2 separate regions of the Homo sapiens genome follow, and region 1 is linked to region 2. A link is an interaction called in ENCODE POLR2A ChIA-PET data of the cell type or tissue named here. Cell type or tissue: HepG2. All regions are shown on one strand. Region 1 has its middle 30 kb from the start of SLC2A3. Region 2 overlaps SCNN1A (sodium channel epithelial 1 subunit alpha).

The links. ChIA-PET counts read pairs that join two places held together with the same protein. Peaks named below come from ENCODE experiments on the same cell type or tissue, not always from the same donor. Only the 100,000 strongest peaks of a DNase experiment are listed, where the experiment ranks them.
Region 1: POLR2A ChIA-PET joins it to region 2 with 8 read pairs; 1 of 35 experiments calls an interaction of 5 or more read pairs at or near these places.

The regions. Positions count from the first base shown.
Region 1 is chr12:7,904,025-7,908,024 of GRCh38, forward strand. No RefSeq gene overlaps it. Among named protein-coding and RNA genes, the nearest start is that of SLC2A3, 30 kb to the right of the region's middle. RefSeq lists enhancers at 1,309-1,838, 3,963-4,000. In HepG2, a CTCF peak has its summit at 3,298 (motif pointing left); DNase peaks (open chromatin) are centred at 1,691, 2,537 and 3,227; H3K4me3 peaks cover 673 bases.
Region 2 is chr12:6,357,883-6,361,882 of GRCh38, forward strand. The region is part of intron 4 of SCNN1A (sodium channel epithelial 1 subunit alpha); the gene reads right to left. Among named protein-coding and RNA genes, the nearest start is that of SCNN1A, 16 kb to the right of the region's middle. In HepG2, no CTCF peak of the experiment used is centred here; a DNase peak (open chromatin) is centred at 2,350.

The DNA of each region.
Region 1 (4,000 bases), 1.5 Mb after region 2:
AACTATTAACATTTTTAAAAAATTTTTTTAAAAATTTTTTTGAGACGGAGTCTTGCTCTGTCACCCAGGCTGGAGTGCAGTGGCACGATCTTGGCTCACTGCAACCTCCGCCTCCCAGGTTCAAGTGATTCTCCTGGCTCGGCCTCCCAAGTAGCTGGGATTACAGGCGCCGGCCACCACGCCCGGCTTATTTTTGTATTTTTTAGTAGAGATGGGGTTGCACCACGTTGACCAGGCTGGTCTCGAACTCCTGACCTCAGGTGATCCACCTGCCTCGGCCTCTCAAAGTGCTCAGATTACAGGCATGAGCCACCGCACCCGGCCTGCTATTAACATCTTGACATTAATTTAAATAAATGTTAAGGTGTAGATTTTTTTTTTTTTTGAAACAGAATTTTGCTGTTGTTGCCCAGGCTGGAGTGTAATGGCACGATCTCAGCTCACTGCAACCTCTGCCTCCCGGTTTCAAGTGATTCTCCTGCCTCAGCCTCCCAAGTAGCTGGGATTACAGGCATGCACCATCATGACTGGCTAATTTTGTATTTTTAGTAGAGATGGGGTTTCTCCATGTTGGTCAGGCTGGTCGTGAACTCCTGACGTCAGGTGATCTGCCCGTGTTGGCCTGCCAAAGTGCTGGGATTACTGGCATGAGCCACCACGCCCGGCCGATAGCTTTTTTTTTTTTAGACAGAGTCTCGCTCTGTCGCCCAGGCTGGAGTGCAGTAGTGCCATCTGGGCTCACTGCAACCTGCGCCTCCTGGGTTCAAGCAGTTCTCCTGCCTCAGACTCCCAAGTAGCTGGGATTACAGGCACCTGCCACCATGTCCGGCTAATTTTTTGTATTTTTTAGTAGAGATGGGGTTTCGCCATCTTGGCCAGGCTGGTCTTGAACTCCTGACCTCATGATCCACCCGCCTTGGCCTCCCAAAGTGCTGGGATTATAGAAGTGAGCCACCGCGCCCGGCCGATATGTTTTTAAAAATTAAAAAATGCCATTCTTTATGTTCCTGCTCACTTCATGGCTAAATGAGAACTAATCACTGACTACTATTAGCCAAGTGATTAAAAGTTAAAAAATGTAAGCTCTATGTTGTCTTTATGGTCCAAAAACTTAATGCCTAAGAAGGTGAAAGATCAGCAAATAAACATTAAAGCAAAATTCACTATACATAAGCCACCTTAAGAAGAGGCTTGAAAAGTTGCCAATAAGAACTTGGAGATGTGCCAACCTAATTTAAGGCTTTTCAGCTTATCCTTTCTAGGTCACCGGATCACCAACAATATAAACAAATATAATAATAGGAGATTAAGCAAAAAGGAAATTATAAATTCACAAGTCAGGCTCTCCTTTTTACATCTCTTCCTTTCCCCTAGAAAATTTTGCTTTCTTTGTTCTTTTCCCAAAAGGAGGTGTGTGTTACTTCCAACATTATATTTTAGTAACTTTACCATATTTTAGTTTTTAAAATTCATTTTCTTGATTTTTCAGCTTCCATTTCCATTTCAGTTTGTACCTGAAGGAGAGAAGCATGGATTGAATTTGCCTGGGTTTTCCGAATTTCATAATATAAATTCAAAGCTCAGAAGTGGGAGGAATACAGGCCTTGATTAGTGAATTTCAAGCTCAGTTCTCGGGGTGAAGGACAAGGTTAATTCTACTGTAAATAATCCTACCATTCAGAAAAGCTGGTGTGTCCAAGGAAGAAAAAACAGGCTGTGACTACAAACCTAAAAGTAAAGGCAAACAGCTGCCAGACAGAGGCAGGAAAGTGGGGGAGAGCCCTTGGTAAATATTGCATGCCTCCTGGGGCCCCCATGGGCTTTGACTCAAGGGGGAGATGAAGGGAATTTGTTAAAGAAAGAAGTCACTGGGACAGACAAAAGCTTCCGGCACAGGAAGTTAGTTCGACTAAGGATACCGAAATGTAGGAATTTGAATGGGTTCCTGGGTGTGAGGTTGAAGTGAAACTTGATTGAAAAGAAGCTGCTGGTGGTGAGTCTCTCCTTAAGCTATTCCTGGCTTCTGGGTAGTTGGTATAAACTTTGTGGTCCTCGAATAAAATGTTCTTGAGAATTTTAAAGGGTTAAGCACCTGGGAAATTACTTCAATGCAATGGTAGCACTACCTCCAATGACACTACCAAGCAAACTATTAAGAAACAGAAAAGCTCACAGATCAAATTAAGATACTAGAATCATATTAAATCACTTAAATACATGGCACAAAGCACAGTAAAAAAAGATGGGATACATTAATCCATTTAGGATAAGGTGCATGTGGAGTAGAAAGGGTAGCAGTGTTTACATGTCCTCTGATACACTGGCGTAGTCACAAGAGCTAAGGACAAGAACCAAGGGTGAGAATTTGAGATTCAATTAGGGCCAGGGATCTGCAGAACAGATGTACCTGGAACATGGGTGTCAATGTGCTCTTATCAGAGAGACAAAGGGGTAGGTATTCCTGGCCACAAAAGTAGTTCTCCTTGGCTCATTGAGCAGCACTTTTTTTTTTTTTTTGAGATGGAATCTTGCTCTGTCACCCAGGCTGGAATGCAGTGGTGTGATCTCGGTCCACTGCAACCTCCGCCTTCTGGGTTCAAGTCGTCATTCTCCCTCAGCCTGCTGAGTAGCTGGGACTACAGGTGCATACCACCACACCTGGCTAATTTTTCTATTTTTAGTAGGGACAGGGTTTCACCATATTGGCCATGCTGGTCTCGAACTCCTGACCTCATGATCTGCCTGCCTCAACTTCCCAAAGTGCTGCGTTTATAGGTGTGAGCCACCACGCCCGGCCCCAAATCTCATTTCTTAAGTCTCGTCCTTCCTCAGCCTTTCAGTAATCCTACAGTCATACTTTTGTTTTGAGACAACATTTTGCTATGTTGTTTAGGCTGGAGTGTAGTGGCACGATCATGGCTCACTGCTACCTCAACCTTTTGGGTCTAACAGATCCTCCCACATCAGCCTCCCTAGTAGCTGGGATCACAGGCTAATTTTTTTTTTTTTTTCTATTTTTTGTAGAGACAGGCTCTCACTATGTTGCCTAGGTTGGTCTCCAACTCCTGGACTCAAGGGATCCTCCCATCTTGGCCTGCAAAAGTGCTGGAATTGCAGGTGTGAGCCCCACCAGGCCTGCAATCATACTTAGCCCTCAAGCTGTGTAAGGCTCTGTAGGTTCTTTCAGTGCAGTCCACACAACTATCACACACAGTTCCTGGTCAATTCTTATCTCATTATGTCAATAAAAGTGACTCCTTTTATTTACTCAGAGTTGCTGCCCTCTATCGGTGCGGGGGGCGGGAAAGACCATGTTTTAAGTATCTGCCACATCAGTCTTTTCTTTTTTTTTTTTTTTTTTTGAGTTGGAGTCTCCCTCTGTCTCCCAATCTAGAGTGCAGTGGCAGGATCTCAGCTCACTGCAACCTCCACCTCCCGGGTTCAAGCAGTTGTCTTGCATCAGTCTCCTGAGTAGCTGGGATTACAGGTGCACACCCACCATGCCCAGCTAATTTTTGTATTTTTAGTTGAAGTGGGGTTTCACTATGTTGGTCAGGCTGGTCTCAGACTCCTGACCTTGTGATCCGCCTGCCTCGGCCTCCCCAAGTGCTGGGATTACAGGCGTGAGCCACCACTCCTGGCCACATCAGTCTTTGTCAGGATAAGAGAGATGATCATTATTCTTAACTCTTAGCGATGTATTTTTATTATGCCTTTTTTAAAAAACATGTTTTTTCCTTTTTTTTCCTTACAGTTCTATAGGTCAGAATACTCTGCCTCTTTTTATTTTTTTTTGAGATGGAGTCTTGCTCTGTCTCCCAGGCTGGAGTGCAGTGGCATGATCTTGGCTCACTGCAACCTTTGCCTCCCGGATTCAAGCGATTCTTCTTCCTCAGCTTTCCGAGTAGCTGGAATTACATGTGCCTGCCACCACGCCCAGCTAATTGTTGTATCTTTAGTAGAGACGGGGTTTCGCCATGTTGGCCAGGCTGCTCTCCAA
Region 2 (4,000 bases):
AGCTACTCAGGAAGCTGAGGCAGGAGAATCACTTGAACCTGGGAGGTGGAGGTTGTCATGAGCTGAGATTGCGCCATTGCACTCCAGCCTGGCCAGTAAGAGTGAAACTCCGTCTCCAAAAGAAAAAAAAAGAGCACAGACTCCAGAATTAAATTCCTTGTATTTGAATCCTGGGGCTCTAACAAGTATTAGATGTGGGACCAAACAAGTTACTTACTTAATCTCTCTGTACCTCAGTTTCCTCAGCTGTAAAATGGGGATAATAAAAATATCAACCTCACAGGGGTGTTGAGCATGAAATTATGCTTAGAATGGTGTCTAGCCTTAGTAAGAGCTGTATTAGCTCACTAGTACGATTACAGGGATTCATTAAGATGGCTAAAGTCAAAAAGACAGACAACAGCATGAGGAGGAGGTAGAGAATTTAGAACCTTCATACATTGCTGTTGGGAATGTTAAATGGTGTGACCATTTGGAAAAGTCTGGTAGCTCCTCAAAATGTTAAATATAGAGTTACCACATGACCCAGCAGTTCCACTCATAGGTAAACACCCAAGAGAAATAAAAACATAGATCCATGTACAGGATCCACAAAAACATGTACAGGAATGTTCATAGCAGCATTAATCATAACAGCCAAAAAGTAGAAACAATCCAAATGTCCATCAACTGAGAATGGATAAGCAAAAATGTGGGCCGGGCGTGGTGGCTTACACCTATAATCCCAGCACTTTGGGAGGCCGAGGCAGGAGGATGGCTTGAGCTCAGGAGTTCGAGATCAGCCTGGGCACCATAGTGAGACCTAGTCTCTACTAAAATTAAAAAAAATTAGCTGGGCATGGTGGCATGAGCCTGTAGTCCCAGCTACTTGGGAGGCTGAATCAGGAGGATCGTTTCAGCCCAGGAAATCAAAGCTACAGTGAGGTCTGATTGTGCCACTGTACTCCAGCCTGGGTAACAGAGTGAGAACCTGTCTCAAAAAAAAAAAAAAAAAAAAGGTGGTGTATCTACACAATATCATAGTATTCAGCCATAAAAATGAAGTTCTGATCCATGCTACAACATGGATAAGCTTTGAAAACGTTATGCTAAATGAAAGAGGCCACTCACAAAAGACCACATATTGTATGATTCCACTTATGTGAAATGTCCACCACAGGCAATCCATAGAGACAGAAAGCAGAAGAGTGGCTCTCAGGGCTTGGAGGAGGGGAGAAAATGGGGAAGAACTGCTAATGGGTACAGGGTTTCTTTTTGGGGTAAGGAAAATATTCTAAAAACAGGTAGTGGTAATGGTTACACAACTCCAAATATATTAAAAATCACTAAATTATACATATTAAAAGAATACATTTATGGTTTGTAAATTATATCTCAATAAAAGTGTTATTAAAAAAAGATTATAGGGTGGGGGAAAAGGGTGTAGTTATCGGGGAGGAAAGGGGTGAGAAAGCCATGCTAAGGAGTACCAACTTGATGCTGGAGGCCGTGAGAGACACTGAACGATTTTAAACAGGAGGATACAGTTTGGATGTTTGTCCCCTCCAAGTCTCATGTTGAAATGTGATCCCCCATGTTGGAGGTGATCCTAGCTGGGAGGTGTTTGGGTCACAGGGGTGGGTCCCTCTTGAATGGCTTGGTGCCCTCCTCACAGTAATGAGTGAATCCTCACACTATTAATTAGTTCACCCGATAGCTGGTTGTTTAAAAGTGCCTGGTCTCTCTCTCTCTTGCCCCCTCTCCTCCCCTTCTACCATGAGTAAAAGTTTCCTGAGGCCTCCCCAGAAGCTGAGCAGATGCTGGTGCCATGCTTGTACAATCTGCAGAACCCTGAGCCAATTAAACCTCTTTCCTTTATAAATTACCCAGACTCAGATATTCCTTTTTTTTTTTTTTTTTTTTTTTTCAGATGGAGTCTTGCTCTGTCGCCCAGGCTGGAGTGCAGTGGTGCGATCTCGGCTCACTGCAACCTCCACCTCTTGGGTTCAAGCAATCCTCCTGCCTCAGCCTCCTGAGTAGCTGGGGCCACAGATGTGTGCCACCACACCCGGCTAATTTTTATATTTCCAGTAGAGATGGGGTTTCGCCATGTTGGCCAGGCTGATCTCTAACTCCTGACCTCAGGTGATCCGCCCATCTCGGTCTCCCAAAGTGCTGGGATTACAGGCATGAGCCACCGTGCCCGGTGAGATATTCCTTTATAGCAACACAAAATGGACTAACACACAGGACTAACTGGAATAGTTACATGTGGTGACGTGAAGTAAGGTTGAAGTACAAAGGTTCCTGTAGTTGCAGAAGGAAGGGAGGATTTGGAGGCAAAAGAACGCAGTAGGGTGGAGTGGTGGGTATAACAACCCAGGCGAGCAATGAGGCTCTGAGCTGACCTAAGCGCCTAAGTGCCAAGATAAAGATGAACCATGGACTTTCTGTTGAGGGGGAGGCAGGCACACAGAGCAAAGGGAGGGCATCGGGTGAGGGCATAGGGAAAGCACAGGTGTCCATGGACTTTCTGTTGATGGGGAGGCAGGCACACAGAGCAAAGGGAGGCATCGGGTGAGGGCATAGGGAAAGCACAGGTGTCCAGGTGACAGTTAGAGGAACTTGGTGACAGGTGTGGGCGGACTCAGGCTTAGGTGTTGCTACCATCTTACTTCCCAGCTGGTAGTTTCTGTCCTCAAACAAATGCAAAGACTAAAAACAGAACAAAATCGTGTACTGGGCAGAGTGTGTGTGAAGGGTAAGAAGTGACACCTTGCCCTGTGGCCATTCTTCAGCAACAGGGGAGGGAATGCCCCCTGTAGAGTGGAGCCAGGCAGAGGCAGGGAGATGGCTCCGGAAAATAAACGAGCAGGAGGAGAAGGCAGGGGAGGAGGGGGCCAGAGGTTACAGAAGGGGACCCCCCCCTCGCCTCAGCCTCTCCCAGCCCTCAGAGAACCTGCAGCTGCTATGAGCTGCTTGCAAGGACATTATAACAGGGGTCCTCACAGAATGAATACCCGAGGGGTAGTGGGGTGGGAAGAATCCTTAGCCAGGGCCGGCCCATTCCCAAGGGCAAGTCACTTCACCTGTTTGAGTACAAGAGTAATGAAACCCATCATTTACTGTGGTCTATAAAGTGCCCTCACGTTTGTATCTCACACACTTGGTACAGCTCTTGAGATGAGTGTTATCGTCATCATCTTCGTCACTTGAGTAAAAGTGCCAAAGGAGCATGGATTATATAGTTTTTCCTTTGATGTAGTCCAAATGCCTAGAACAGTGACTGGCACATAGCCCAGATAGTCAAAACTATTTGTTGAACGAACACTGAATGAATCTCATTTTTTGTTTTACTTCCATTTTACAATCTAAGAAATAGGCTCTGAAGGATGATGTGATACATCCAGAGTCACCTGGCCAGGAAGTGACAGAGCTAGAGTGGGAACTTAGGTTTAGTCCCTCAACCCATGCCACTCCACCTCACTACTACTGCCAGCCTCAGCTCAGGGAACAGAGTATGAGACAGATGATCTCCTAGGCCCTTTTGAGCTTTGATGCTAGGGAGAAAGGGGCCTTAGAAAGACCAAGACCCTGGCCAGGCATGGTGGCTCACGCCTGTAATCCCAGCACTTTGGGAGGCCAAGGCAGGCAGATCACCTGAGGTCAGGAGTTGGAGACCAGCCTGACCAACATGGACGTTGACCAACGTCTCTACTAAAAATAAAAAAATTAGCCAGGCGTGGTGGCGCATGACTGTAATCCCAGCTACTCAGGAGGCTGAGGCAGGAGAATTGCTTGACCCCAGGAGGTGAAGGTTGCAGACAGCCGAGATCGCGCCATTGCACTCCAGCCTGAGCAACAAGAGCAAAACTCCATCTCAAAAAAAAGAAAAACAAAAAAGACCAAGATCCATGCTTCCAGCCTTTGGTTTCTCAAAGCCCCAGTCTTCCCAAGGCATCCTGTGAGGCCACTTCCCTCAGATCCAGCAGTGCAGGGAGCAGCAGGAGTTCGTAGGGCG